Linked DNA regions of Homo sapiens: region 2 is linked to region 1. The links are chromatin loops, found by intact Hi-C in ENCODE. Cell type or tissue: PC-9. All regions are shown on one strand. Each heading gives the region's core, and the rest is flanking DNA. Links, peaks and the distances in the headings are about the cores only.

Evidence for each region. Hi-C counts contacts between places; a loop is a spot of excess contacts. Peaks named below come from ENCODE experiments on the same cell type or tissue, not always from the same donor. Only the 100,000 strongest peaks of a DNase experiment are listed, where the experiment ranks them.
Region 2: it touches region 1 in a loop (7-fold over the local background); 2 of 110 quality-filtered maps call a loop at or near these places.

The regions. Positions count from the first base shown.
Region 1 is chr5:56,753,187-56,760,862 of GRCh38, forward strand. No RefSeq gene overlaps it. Among named protein-coding and RNA genes, the nearest start is that of MAP3K1, 59 kb to the right of the region's middle. RefSeq lists an enhancer at 3,526-4,027. In PC-9, for the core only: no CTCF peak of the experiment used is centred there; a DNase peak (open chromatin) is centred at 4,115; H3K4me3 peaks cover 437 bases; H3K27ac peaks cover 1,138 bases.
Region 2 is chr5:56,486,606-56,494,281 of GRCh38, forward strand. No RefSeq gene overlaps it. Among named protein-coding and RNA genes, the nearest start is that of LINC01948, 8.7 kb to the left of the region's middle. In PC-9, for the core only: no CTCF peak of the experiment used is centred there; DNase peaks (open chromatin) are centred at 2,866 and 4,476; H3K4me3 peaks cover 869 bases; H3K27ac peaks cover 2,932 bases.

The DNA of each region.
Region 1 (7,676 bases), core at 1,178-6,177:
TTTGACCTGGAATCACAGGAAACAATCCTGCCGCTTTACAGAAAAGACAAGGGGTATGAGGCTTTTGTTTCCTCTCTCAGTGCTGAGGCACTGGGCATTACAGATCCACAAGTCAGTTTTGACCCTTGGCCAGACAGGAAGCCCCATGAGGAAAGAAGCTTCATTGGCCTGTTCATTACCATCTCCCCAGCACCTAGCTCAGTGCCTGAAGCCTAGCACCTGCTCATAGTATCTGTTGGATGAATGAAGTCTGCTGTATCTGCATACACATCAGCCATTTCTTGAAAATAGGATTGTTTTGAGATTTTTATGCTGGCCAAATGAAACCTCCCTCAGTATAGGAATATTAAAGAAACCTCAGGCTAGCAGAAGCATAATAATAACTGAAAATAATAATCATAAATCATGCTGCTATAAAGACACATGCACACGTATGTTTATTGCGGCACTATTCACAATAGCAAAGACTTGGAACCAACCCAAAAGTCCAACAGTGATAGACTGGATTAAGAAAATGTGGCACATATACACCATGGAATACTATGCAGCCATAAAAAATGATGAGTTCATGTCCTTTGTAGGGACATGGATGAAGCTGGAAACCACCATTCTCAGCAAACTATCGCAAGGACAAAACACAAAATACCACATGTTCTCACTCATAGGTGGGAATTGAACAACGAGAACACATGGACAAAGGAAGGGGAACATCACACACCAGGGACTGTTGTGGGGTGGGGGGAGGGGGGAGGGATAGCATTAGGAGATATACCTAATGCTAAGTGACGAGTTAATGGGTGCAGCACACCAACATGGCACATGTATACATATGTAACAAACCTGCACGTTATGCACATGTACCCTAAAACTTAAAGTATAATAATAATAAAAAAATAAAATAATAATCAAAGAGGTTTGGATTTGGGCTTAACTTTAGGCTTGACATTCATTGGAAGAAGTCACAATATTGAACATTTTCTAATGGTAAAGACTCTAGGGATTGATGCCTTGGCTGGGAAAGTGACATCCTCCAGCCATGTACATTCTCATACCTCATGCCAAGATGAACTGAGATCGAAAGTGACAAGACCTACCTGAACCACCTCTAACCAGATACTCTCAGCAGGGGCTCAACTCTCGTTCCAGTCTTGCTTGTTACATTTTGCTGTTGCCATTAAAGGGTGAAAGGATGATCCAGGGAGCAAGCAGATTCCCTTGTTACTATTTAGCTTATAACCAAATCTCTAACTCTTTAATTATTTTCTTGATGCATTTATTACAAGAGAGCTTTAGTTCAAAGGTAGCAGAGCTTGAAAGTTAGATTTGTACAAAAATTTAAAAAGCAGCTTGTTTTGCCAGAATTATCTATATTTCTTCAGACCAGCACGTGGCTGTGGTAGTAGAAAAGGCAGGGTCTAAATAGGCCCTCAACAGTCCTTTATTAGAACAGAAACTTCTCTAGGCTGATTCTTTGTGTCCTAATAGGCTTCAGTATATGACAGAAACAAGAGCTAACACCTGCAAATATTTATTATGTGCCAGTCACTGTCCTAAGCACTTGACCTGTATTAACTGAGAGAATCCTCACAAATCCCTATGAGGTATGTGCCATCATACCTATTTTACAGATGAGGAAAGGCAGATACAGAGAAGTAACTAACTTGCCCAAGTTCACACAGCTAGGAGGGGAGGAACGCAAATTTGAACCCAAGCACCTGGCTCCAGAGTCTGTGCTCTTAACTGTGGTCAACATGAACACTAGCTGACAAACCCCACGCTGCCTGGCATAGATTCCATGGTGTATGCTGGCAACAGAGGAACCAGAGCTAAGCACCAATGGGTAAAGAAGGAGCTGAGGAACAGAAAGCAAGTTTAAGGTATTTTTTAAAAACACACACACATACGCATGTGCATGTGTCTTTATAATAGAACGATTTATATTCCTTTGGGCATATACTCAGCAATGGGATTTCTGAGTCGAATGATATTTCTGTCTTCAGATCTCCAAGGAATTGCCACACTGTCTTCAACAATGGTTGAACTAATTTACACTCCCACCAGGAATGTATAGGGGTTCCTTTTTCTCCACAACCTCACCAGCATTTGTTATTTTTTTACTTTTTAATAATAGCCATTCTGACTGGTGTGAGATGGTATCTCATTGTGGTTTTGATTTGCATTTTTCTACATGCCTGTGTATGTTCATTGCATCACTATTCACAATAGTAAAGATATGGGATCAACCTAAATGCCCATCAGTACTAGACTAGATAATGTGGTACATTTACACCATGGATGTAAGAAAATGTGGTACATTTACACCATGGTACATTTACACAGGACATGGATGGAGCTGGAGACCATTATCCTTAGAAAACTAATGCAGGAACAGAAAACCGAATACTGCATGCTCTCACTTGTAAGTGGGAGCTAAATGATGAGAACACATGAACACATAGAGGGGAACAACACACACTAGGGCCCATTGGAGGGTGAAGGATGGGAAGAGGGAGAGGATCTAATGGGTACTAGGCTTAATACCTGGGTAATGAAATAATCTGCACAACAAACCCCCATGACACGTGATTACCTAAGTAACAAACCTTCACATGTACCCCAAACTTAAAAGTTTAAAACAAATCATCTTTATTATTTCTGACTATAAACATAATATGCTCATTGGAGAAAATATAGAAAATACTCAAAAAGTATAAAAAATCAAAATCAAAAATCTCACCTGAGTTTGTCTTTTACCCCTACCCACAGGTCTCATTCATTCATTTGCTCACCTCTTCTACCACTAATTCACTATCCATTTGCCAAGTTTCATGCATGGCTCTGTGGAACAAGTAATATTGTACAGTTCACATAAACTAACCCAGCTTGATTAGCTTAGAAGAAGTAATAAAGGATATGTAAGAATGTCTTATCTACAATTCAAGGCAAATTGTAATTAAAAGTAATACAAAAGAGGATGTTTAGGGCAGTGAAACAATTCTGTCTGATGCTGGAATTGTGGATGCATATCGTTATACATTTGTCCAGACCTATAGAATGTACAACACCAAAAGTGAACCGTAAGGTAAACTATGGATTTCGGTGATAATCATGTGTCACTGTAGTATGTTCATCAGTTGCAACAAATGTACTACCGGGTGCAGGATCCCGATGGTGGGGAAGGCTCTGCTTATGTGTGTATGCAGGCAGGATGCATATGGGAAATCTCTGTACTTTCTGCTCAATTTTGCTGTGATCCTAAGACCTTTCTAAAAGATAAAGTCTATTTAAACCAAAAAAAAATTCTCTTTTTTTAAGTAATAGAAAGTTAAAATAATGCTTTGTGAGTGTTTACTGTGGGCCACACAGAGTTCTAAAAAATTCTACATAATTAACTCATTCAATCCTTACAACAACAGAATGAGGTGAGACTATATTTAAGTCCCCCTTTTATAGATGAGTGAACCAACATGCAAAGAAGCTTACTAACTAACCAAAAGTCACTCAGAGAATGTGGTAAAGCCCGAATCCCAACCTGAACAGTGAGCTCAAAAACCTCACTCCTAATCTTGTCTCCTCAGCCTCTGTGGAGGTTTGGGACAACTAAGGATGGAGGGATCCCTCAGGTGAGGGAAGGTGGGGTGGGAAGTGGAATTTCCAGTGGGGAGGGGGTGGGGGAGCATCTGAGGTGGATGAAGAGTGAGCAGTAGTCCTCCTCTTTCCTGTTCCTGAAGCAATACAGAACCTTACAATAGCTTGCGTTGGAGTGTCTATGGGGGCTGAATGCTAGATTTCGGGTCACTGGGCCCTTCCCAGAAAGAACAGTACCGTCTGAAGCGTGCCCCTCACTGCTAAGTGCTGTAGATCCGTTGTGTCTTCAAGCCAGAGATGGAGATGTCTGTGTTCAGTTGGTCACCTCATCCCGCACCTCCCTCTTCCTTCCCCTCACAGCCCTATCTCAAATCACTTCCCAGCAATGACTTGCCCTTCTCCCTCCAGGGCTGTCCCTGCATTCCCCACACCCTCCCGGCTGGCACCTCTGCCCAGGCTGTGGTTTGGCCCCGGAGGTCTGGACTGGACAGGGACAGCCTGAGCTGAACCTCAAGGAACAGGAAAGTTCAGTGTTTGCCTGAGGCACAACGAGTCATTCAGCAGTCACTAACTCTCGCTCCTTAGCACTCCATCCCCCTGCAGAAACCTTCCCAGGGGACATGGGGACATTTAGCCCTATTGAAGAGACTAGCCTCCATTGGCCTACTTTCTTCCCTCACACTTCCTTCAAGGGGCTTTAGCAAGATTTATTTCTGACAGAAATGTCTTTCTGTAGACTTGTAAATATTCAGTCACTTCACAAGTTTGCTTAAAACTGTACCAAACTGTATTTTATTCCATTTTCAAAAATGATCTGTGGTAGCCTGACTTCAAAGTTGGCTGCCTTGGCTGGGCGCGGTGGCTCACGCCTGTAATCCCAGCACTTTGGGAGGCCGAGACGCGTGGATCACGAGGTCAGGAGATCAAGACCATTCCGGCTAGCACGGTGAAACCCCATCTCTACTAAAAATACAAAAAACTAGCCGGGCGTAAGTGGCGGGTGCCTGTAATCCCAGCTACTAGGGAGGCTGAGGCAGGAGAATGGCATAAACCCGGGAGGCGGAGCCTGCAGTGAGCCGAGATCGCGCCACTGCACTCCAGCCTGGGCAACAGAGCGAGACACCATCTCAAAAAACAAAAACAAAAACAAACAAACAAACAAACAAAAACAAAGATGGTTGCCATCAACTGCTGCCCTCTTGTAGACACATGCCACTCTTCCATGGAGAGGGGAGGCTGCTCCTGCACACCCTCGAAGCTCAGCTGGCCGGTGACTACTCTCAACAGAAGATACGGTGGAAGTGACATTGTGCCAGCTCCAGGCCCTGGTCTTTAAGAGGACTGACAGTTTCCACTTCTTGCCTCTTGGATCCCTGAGAGACACGGAAGAAATCCAGCCACTGTACTGGAAAGAGGCCACGTGGAGGAACACAGAGGGATCACGCATGTGCATGAAGAAGCCATGTTGAATGTCCAACCAGTAAAGCTTCCAGATGGCTCAGCCCCAGACTCCCAAACAAGAACTACTGAGCTCAGCTCATTCAACCCACAGAACCATGAAAAACAATAATATATTATTAAGTCACCATGTTTTGGATTTTTTTATGTAGCAATAAATAAATTATGATCATTCACTTTAACCCACTAATTCTAGGAATCTAGAAAATAATCCGAAATATAATCCAATATTCATGAATAAAGATATCTAATACATATCATTGTTGATCATATTAAAAAAAAGAGAAAAAACATAGGGCAAGGTTAAGTAAATTGTACATATGATCTATTGTGTAACATTTAAATAATGTAAATAATGCTAAGGCCAGGCGGTGGCTCACGCCTGTAATCCCAGCACTTTGGGAGGCCAAGGTGGGTGGATCACCTAAGGTCGGGAGTTTGAGACCAGCCTGACCAACATGGAGAAACCCCATCTCTACTAAAAATACAAAATTAGCCGGGCATGGTGGTGCAAGGCCTGTAATCCCAGCTACTCAGGAGGCTGAGGCAGGAGAATCGCTTGAACCTGGGAGGTGGAGGTTGCAGTGAGCCAAGATCATGCCATTGCACTCCAGCCTGGGCAACAAGAGCAAAACTCCATCTCAAATAATAATAATACTTAAGAAGAGTCTTTAATATCATAAAAATGCTTTCGACTTTTTAAAAAGAAAGAAAAGAAAATGAGTCACCAAATTATGAATTGTAGATGATCTCTACCACATAATATACATACAAGTAGAGATGATTGGAAGTGTGTTTGCTAATGTTGTCAGCATTTTTAACTGGTGGTAAGATTGTTATATTCTTCTTTATAGTTTTCTGGGCTTTTCTAAGTTTTCTAGAACAGGATTGTGTTTTTAGATTTCTTATCATAAAAGTAATACATGCCCATTATTTTAAAAATTCAGACAATTCAAAAGGGCAGAAAGGTAAAGTGATAGTCAACCCAAGGCTACCATTATAGAGATAACCACTGTCAACATTTGAATGTTAACATTTAGAATTTAACATTAATATAAATGTGCATTTTTTAATGTTAGGATACTATATTATTTTATATTCTGATTTTTGTACCTGTTTTATAATCAAAAGAAAATACATCTTAATACAGATAATTGTAACTTTTCTGAAAACATCTCATTGCCTTTTATCCCTCCTGTCATATAAAGTTTGCAGAGATGTGTGTATATGCACGAAAAATGCAACCACAGGAACATACACACCATACTTCAAAATGTATTACACAGTATAACAACTCTGCCTCTAAGCAGTAATTCATATATTAGGAAAGTTGATATTTAGCAAATTAGAGAAAAAGCTTTCTGGTACTCCCTTTCCTCTTATGATAGCTGGCCTGCCGGAAAGGAATCCTTGAACCTGAGCTCCCAGCCAGGGCCCGTGAGGCCTGGTAAGCATAATGGTAACAGGCAGGGCTCTGAGCCAGCCTGCCTGAGTTGGAATCCTCCTTAACTGGTTCTCTGACCTTGGGCAAATGACTGTAAGCTTCCATTTCCTTATCTAAAAAACAGGTAATTCTACTAACAACCTCAAAAGGATGTTGTACAGATCGACTTGGGCAGTCTATATGATGAGCTTAGCATATTCAGTTAATATCTAGGTGGTAACAATGTCATTATTCTTTCTTTCCGGAAAAGGCTGTCACATTTGATTTGGCATGAACCCCACCCAGACAACCAGCATTTAGTCTTTGCACATATTCTGCATACCTTGTATTAAAATACTTGAATTTAGGAAAAAGAAAAAAAGATCAGCAGCCACTATACAGTATATAGTACTGTACCATAGTATACCATAACATCATAATAAATAATGTTCTACAGTCTATTTATATCCCATGATAAGTATTAACAAAGTTTGGAAATGGAAATAAAAGATTAGCATTTAGGTTTGTACACATTTTGTCAGGCATTAGATATAATAGCAGCAAGAACAGGAGGACAAGGGAAGAAATGAAGTGCGGCTCTGATGTTTGCATACTTTCCATATGCCAAGCAGCACGCTCAGGGCAGCTGCAGAACTGAGTCCTCCCTGTAAGCACTATTACCCCTGTTTTACAAATGAAGAAACTGGGGCTTAAAGAAATTAAGTAACTTGCTTAAGGACACACAAATGGTCAAATAGACTGAACTAAGATTTGAAGCCAGTGTGTTTGATTCCAAACCTCTGAGCTCAACCCTAAGGATAATCTCCCTAGCAATTCCATAAAGTAGGTATTACCTTCAACATGACCCAAGTTAATACCTCAGGGGGTTTCAATGTTGGAATTCTCAGTTCATTCCCTTGTACCCCACATATAATTATTTCCCTGCTCAGAAGCTGATTTCATTGCTACTCGTTAAAATTACCTGGACAGGATTTTTTAATATACCAATCCTTTCCACAGAGATTCTAATGTACTAAGTCTAGTGGCCAAGGGCCCATTGGGTGTAACGAGCCAGGATGAAGCAGCACTGGCCTCCATGGTGCTGAGGCACCCACTGCTTCCAAGGACACTCAAGTAGTTTCCCCAGCCCTTTGCCTCCCCAGGAATTCTTAGTCCATCCACCAGCACCTACAGCTCTGGTCTTAGG
Region 2 (7,676 bases), core at 1,838-6,837, 270 kb before region 1:
CAGAGGTCAGGCTGACAGCAGATGTCAGAGGTGGTAGAAGCCAGAAGGGCCAGGGACAAAGTTTAAGGCTGTGGTCATAAAGCAGAATGTCTAGTCTCTGCACTGATGGGTCCCAATTTCAGAGACAGGTGGAGTGGTTCAAAAATCTCAATTGCTTATTAAGAGAATAATTGCTCTGGAAGTCATCATGCAAGGTGGCTGAAATGGGGGAGTGTATTAATCCATTCTCACACTGCTAATAAAGACTTACCCAAGACTGGGTAATTTATAGAGGAAAGAGATTTAATTGACTCACAGTTCAGCATGGTTGGGGAAGCCTCAGGAAACTTACGATCATGGTGGGAGGGGAAACAAACATGTTCTTCTTCACATGGTGGCAGCAAGGAGAAGAGCTGAGCACAAAGGGGGAAAGCTGCTTATAAAACCATCAGATCTCATGAGACATTCAGTATCACAAGAACAGCATGAGGGTAACCACCCCCATGATCCCACTGAATCCCTCCCATGACACATGGGGATTACGATTATGGGAACTACAACTCAAGATGAGATTTGGGTGGGGACAAAGCCAAACCATATTAGAGAGTATGATGTTCCTTCACTGGGAACCAGTGGTATTTCTGGTACTATGCAGGGAATTTCAGTGTATTATCTCATTTAATTCCCAGAACAACTCCATCATGTAAGTTTTATTAAACTCTTTTCACAGCTGAGGAGACTAAGGCTGAGAGAGGTCTCACAGCCAAAAAATATCAGGACAAACATATGATTATGAGTTCATTTGACTTTAAAGTTAGGAGGCTCTCCATTAAGCCATATGGCCCAAAATAAGACTGGGGTCTCTTATCTCAGAACTTTGGACTTCCGCCACGGACTTTTCCTTCCAAAAGAAATTTTTAAATTGCTATTGATATATTATCCATTTTTCTTAGATTTAGTCCCAATAGGACTAGTGGGAAGTTGGAAAATTCCTATGGGATGGTGTGGCTCTTCCTCTGACCTTGTTTAAGACACGCTAGTGAGAGGTGACAACCTGCTAGCAGCCCTTGCTCGCTCTCAGCACCTCCTCGGCCTCGGCGTTTGCTCTGGCCACTCTTGAAGAGCCCTTCAGCCTGCCACTGCACTGTGGGAGCCCCTCTCTGGGCTGGCCGAGGCTGCAGCCAGCTCCCTCTGCTTGCGGGAAGGTGTGGAGGGAGAGATGTGGGTGGGAACCGCAGCTACGTGCCTCCTGGTGGGTGTGAGCTCGGCGTGCCCTGCACTCGGGGCAGCCAGCTGGCGCCACCGGCTCGGGCAGTGAGGGGCTTAGCACCCAGGCCAGCAGCTGCGGAGGGGGCGCTGGGTCCCCCAGCACTGCCAGCTCGCCCACACAGTGCTTGAATTCTTGCCAGGCCTCAGCCGCTGCCCCCTGCTCCGTGGCTCCTGGTCCCAAGGGCTGAGGAGTACAGGTCAGCAGCGAGGGACTAGCGGGCAGCTCTGCCCGGGGCCCTGGTGCGGGATCCACTAGGCGAAGCCAGCTGGACTCCTGAGTCTGGTGGAGACTTGGAGAACTTTTATGTCTAGCCAGAGGATTGTATATGCACCAACCAGCACTCTGTGTCTAGCTCAGGGTTCGTGGATGCACCAATCAGCACTCTGTATCTAGCTTATCTGGTGGGGACTTGGAGAACTTTTAAGTCTAGCTAAAGGATTGTAAGTACACCAATCAGCACTCTGTGTCTAGCTCAGGGATTGTAAACGCACCAATCAGCACCCTGTCAAAACGGACCAATCAGCTCTCTGTAAAACGGACCAATCAGCTCTCTGTAAAATGGAACAATCAACTCTCTGTAAAATGGGCCAATCAGCAGAATGTGGGTGGGGTCAGATAAGGGAATGAAAGCAGGCTGCCCGAGCCAGCAGCGGCAACCTGCTGGGGTCCTCTTCCACGATGGAGTTTTGTTCTTTTGCTCATTGCACTAAATCCTGTTGCTGATCCCTGTTTGGGGCCGCACTGCCTTTATGAAATGTAACACTCACGGAGAAGGTCTGCAGCTTCACTCCTGGGGTTGGCCAGACCACAAACCCACCAGGAGGAATGAACAACTCCAGACAGGAGGAACGAACTACTCCAGATGCACCACCTTAAGAGCCTTGACACTCACTGTGTAGGTCTGCAGCTTCACTCCTGAAACCAGCCAGACCACGAACCCACCAGAAGGAAGAAATTCCAGACACATCATAACATCAGAAAGAACAAATTCTGGACACGCCATCTTTAAAAACTGTCACACTGCGAGGGTCTGCAGCTTCATTCTTGAAGGCAGTGAGACCAAGAATCCACCAATTCTGGGCACATTAGGGGAATGTCTCTGCCTCTAGGCCATTCAACAGACCATGGGGTGGGGAAGATGCAGGCTTGTCCTCTACCCTGTGACTGTCTGGGCCACCTAAGAGAGGTAGCCTGGAGGAGTGGCCAGGAGCAGAAACTTTGGCATCACACTGCCTGAGATGATACCTGCTATTATTTACCAGTTTTGGGGCCTTGGATAAGGTATGTGGACTTTCTATGCCTTATTTCTTTCATCTGTAAAATGGGGTAATAATACTACCTGCTTCATAGGATTTTGAGAGAATTAAACCAGTTAATATATGTAAAGGGTGTAGAGGATTGCCTGGCTCACCGTAAGTAGATTGAGCATCATTATTAATATGCTTCCAGGAGCCATTTTTCCTAAGTCTTGGATTTAATAACAACCAGGGACTGAATAACAACCAGAATCCTGGAACCAGCTACCACTTTTATTGAGCACCTAATCTCTTTGCTAGGAATGCTTTGTACGTACCACGTGTAACCCATAGAGATGTTAGATAAACATTATTATCTCCATTCTACAAACAAGGAAATGGAGGCATCGAAAAGTCAAGTGACTTGCCCCAGCTTACATGACCAGAAGGTGCCAAGCTGGTGTCTGAATCTACATCAGTCAGGCTACAGGGTCTCTCCACTGGCTCAGCTACTTCTCCAACGCTGGGTTGGTGGTTTCCAGCAAAAGTCATCTTTAAACATAATGTCTTTTTTTAATTTTTCATTGTATTTTTTTATTTTTTTGGAAGAAATGGGTAGTTAAAAAGTAAGCAGTGTGACTGTAATCAGATGTTCTCTAATTTGCCCCTTTGAAAAGAAAATTAAGGTGGAGGAGCATTGTCATTTAGTAGGAGCTGCTGAGGCCAGACAGTGTCCACTCTGGGCTGTGCATCGCCTTCCTGGGAATCTAGCCTGGACTGACTTAACCTCAGCCCACATGTACAGTAACCAAGCAAATTGAGGTCGATGACCAAGTTAAACACATTTTCATGGATTCAGGACCCTTGCTCTCAAAAAAGAGGTTTAAAATGATATTGATCCAAACCTCTTTGTTGTACAATGTTCTGGTACAGGAAACTGGTGATGATGATAGTGATGGTAATAATAAAAATGACAGATGGCTCTCTTATAAGAGCTTATGGAGGGCCAGGCACTGTGCTGCATGCTTTACACATATCATCCCATTTAATCCTCACAACTGTCTTTTAGAGCCCCTTTTATGGATGATGAAATTAAGACTTAGAGAAGGACAGTCCCTCATTCAGGTCACATAGTGACATGTGGAGTCAGGATTCACATTCCTGCTGAACTCCTAAACTCCTAAGGTTACATGCCTTCTGCACTCTTTGAAAAGGGTCTTTCTTGACCTAAGTCAAAAAGAAACATGCAAACTCTAGTTGTCCCAAAAAGAGATGGAGTCACCTATTCCCTCAACTCCAAAAGTCACTTGAATTCTGCCTTGAATTCTTGAACTTTGGGAAGAGATGGCAGGTTCTACCTGAATCTCTCAAACACTTTTAAAAGTGGAAGAATTATAGCAAAATATCAATTATTGACAAATGTTCTAATTGTCCTTGAATGTTCGTCAATCAACAAAGTCCTACCTAAATAGGTTCTCTCCTTCCTAATAGATCCTGGGGTAAGAGTTAAGCATTCTAATTTGCTCTTTTGTTCTGAGTTAGCTGGAAATTTTGCCACCAGTATTAAAACAAGAAGAATAAATTTATATGTGGAAACACTTTTACTTCCCAATACTCTAGAGTACTGTTACAATGAGACAGCAAAGTTATCCGTTTATTCATCCGATCATTTAATTGACATTTATGGAGTGCCTAGTATTTTCTCAATACTGCGCTAGAGGTGCTGGGAAGAGAGAGATAAAAATAAATGATACTCTCTTGTTCTCAAGTTGCTTGCAAATTTGCATGCATTGGTTCTAGTTTGGATTTTGCCAAATCCAAGGAAAAGGATCTTCAGCTGGTCCCGCAAAGCAAGCTCCAGAGAAACTCAACCGCAGAATTCCATTACTTGTATAGCTTTCTGGGTATGAAAAACAGTAAGAGGAACTATCACAACTCTAGGGTTTTTTAAGGCATGAATCATAAACCAGATCAACAGGTATGGTGACGGGCTTGCCAGTTTAGCAATTGTCTCTATAAAAGGAGAGAACTACTTGATCAGAAGGAAATGCCAACGCTCGCCCCCACCCCACAGCCCTCCCACGTGAAGCTCAACCTCTCAGAGTGCTGTTGAGATGCTGTCTGTTTTGTTTTGATTCCAGCTCCCTCTCTACCCAGCTGAGCCACATAGAGAGAATGAAGCCTGCCATTTTGCACACAGTTTTGCCTTTGCGGCTGTTTATTTTGCTAAGACTCTTAAACCTGTCAGCGAAGCGGTTTCCAGCCCAGTCTCTGTGGTAATAATCTCCCTTTCTAAGAGATAAGCACCCCGAGTGAGACAGATTGGAAGACAAACTAACACACCAAAGTTGCTGAGTACACACGACTCTTTAAAGATGGCCTCATTCACTACTCAGGCTTTATTAACTTCAAAAAAGAAAAAGAACAACAACAAAAAAGTCGAGCTTGGAGGTTTCAGAAACTCCCTAAGAAATTACTAGAAACCCCTCAGTGGAAAATGCCAATGCATGCACACATGTCTGACCCAGACCCACATTTCTTGCAGTACAAGGGCTGATGGAGAAACATCAGCAGGGAAGACCTGTTGGGGAGCTGGAGGGACAGGACCTCTTGACAAGCCTAGAGTTTACTCAGACGTCCCAAGTTCTGAGATATAAACCAAGTTTTATCCCCAGAAAACCAAACCAAACACTCAGATGAAAAAATGCCACTTCTCAATTTTCTAAAATCAAATTAAATCTTACTTTGCATCCCCTTTTCTCCAGGGCAGGAAATTTATTCTTGGTCATTAGGAAGGAACTCCTTACCAAAGATAATGCTAGATCCTTTTGGCAGGGTTCTTGTCCATCTTCCATGGCCTGTTTAGAAGTCATTGAACTTTTTTGTTTTGCTGCTTAAATCTTGATTTTATTCAACTGTGGGACAGCAACATACTCAGGGAAGGTGGGCCCTTCCCCAAGCTCAGGCAAATGGAACGTGGTTAGTTTAACCTGAAACTGTGCAGCAAACCTACCTTTCCTTCCACCTGCAGTGTGGGATGGGCATGTGACTGTGGATTTCTGGGATCTTCCATAGGGTGGGAGTGACGCAGGGCAAGTGAGCCCCCAAGTGGAGCTTAGCCTATAAGAGTTCTTGGCTTTGCCCAGGAAATAATTCAAGGGTGGGCCGGTGGTAGGGTAGAAGAAAACAGCTTTGTTGAAGCGGCAGTGTCACAGCTCTGTGACTGCTCCTGCAGAGCAGGGTTATCCTATAGGCAGTGTGTCCAGAGTAGCAGCTCAGTACAGTCTTGCAGTCATATTTATACCTGCTTTTAATTACATGTAGACTAAGGGGTGGTTTATGCAGAAATTTCCAGAGAAGGGGTGCTAACTTTTGGACCATCAGGCCATTGGCATGGAAAGAGTGGTAATTCCCTGTTGTTGCCATAGTGATGGTAAACTTACATGGCATGCTGGTGGGCTGTCTCATGGAAAGCTGCTTCTGCCTTGTCCGTGTTTTAGCTAGTCCTCAATTTGGTCCAGTATCCAAGCCCCACCTTCTACCTCAGGAGGAGAGTGTGAGAGGGGAATTTCCTATTTAATTAAAACAAAGGCATGTGAGGCAAAACTCCATTCTTTCCTTCCTTTTGAGCACATCCATGTGAGGCACGATGCTTGGACCTGCAGCAGCAGCCATCTTGTTGTTAGGAGGGGAAAGGAGAGCATCACCAAGAAGCCGCAGCCTCCTGACAGTGTTATGTTGCTGAGGTTACCTCTCTGGAACCTCTTGATGTGTACCATGAAGAACCCTTGATGTTCAAGGCTGTTCTAATTGGGTATTCTATTACTCACTAAAAGCAGCTTCCATTATACAATCTTTGAAGTCCTGAACACTGAGGACAGTGTGGTCTTCTGTGGTCCACCCTGTGGTTTTCCATCCGTGCTGGTCACCACTGATAATGTCTGAGCCCTCATCGTCTCCTGTGCAAACGTGCTTCACTGTTTTGGTGCCAAACGTGAGTAAGGTGGGGGACCTCTGCTGACGATTGCCCCCCCAAAGCCTAGTGTTCAGTGTCCCTGGGGCACCACACAGCCACTGCTCAGTCACTGTCCTGGGCTGCATTCAGGAGCCCACAGGAAAGCTCCTGCGTGGCAGTAATGCTGCGGTGACCTTGCCTCCAAGATCAGCTTGGGTGAAGAGGTTTTGATGTTGTCAGGCCTTCCTACGGCTTTTAGTAATAGGCAGTTGTCACTGGTAACAGATTCTCTGTCCTCAATTCATTCACTCAAAGCTAAGAAACTGGGTCCTGAGGCAACAGTCGGACCAGGCTTTAAAATGACCTCTGGAAATTTGAAGTAATGGTTTGGTTGAATAACTGCCTAGAAAAACACTGGGTTCTCTCCCTCCGCTTACCCCACCCACCCTACTCCATTCAGGATCTGCACAGCCACGAATCTGTTATGCGGATGCATTTTCAGTGCTCCCTCCCTCTTTCACAAGATATCTCCCCTTCAAGGACTCTCCCAGTGGCCAAGGACTTAAAAGCAAAAACAAACTGAATAAAGTTTCCATTTATCTTGAAAAGCTAGCCATCGAGTGGATTAAAGGGAGATCGAAAGACCTAGAAAGGTAAACCAAAGGTTAAGGATTCTTTTCTCTCCACACTGGAACTTCTTCATGTTACAGTTGATGGTCCATGGCTCAATAAGCTATGAGCCACTTCTGGTTCCTCAGAACGGTGCTTTTAGAAGCAGAGCTGTTACATGTCAATAAGCGTAACATTTGCCTGAAGAGCTTTTTTGGTTTAAAAGCATGTTTCTGGAGCCTAACTTCTTGCGATTCGAATTCCTCAGGCCTGGGATGGGGCCTGGAGAACTTGTTTTATGTTCAGCCAGCCCAGGCCATACTGACTGAGTAGTTCCCGAGTCCACACTGAGATACGCTGTCCTGCCCCTTGGAGCCAGGCATTTCATTTGGTCAAACGCAGCCTCCACCTTCTTCTCATTATAAGTAGCCTCTTAATTAAAGAAAAGAAAAAAAAAAAAAACAGAGTTAAAATAGTTCAACCTGAGGTTTTGCCAAAGCACTCAGCAAAAATGTTTGTTGATTCCAGAATCTAAAACGCTAAATGAGGGTCAAAAATGAACCTCAAATTACATTTGAGAGGAGACTTCCTACAGTTACTCCATCTTTTGTAGGAACTAATCGGAGCT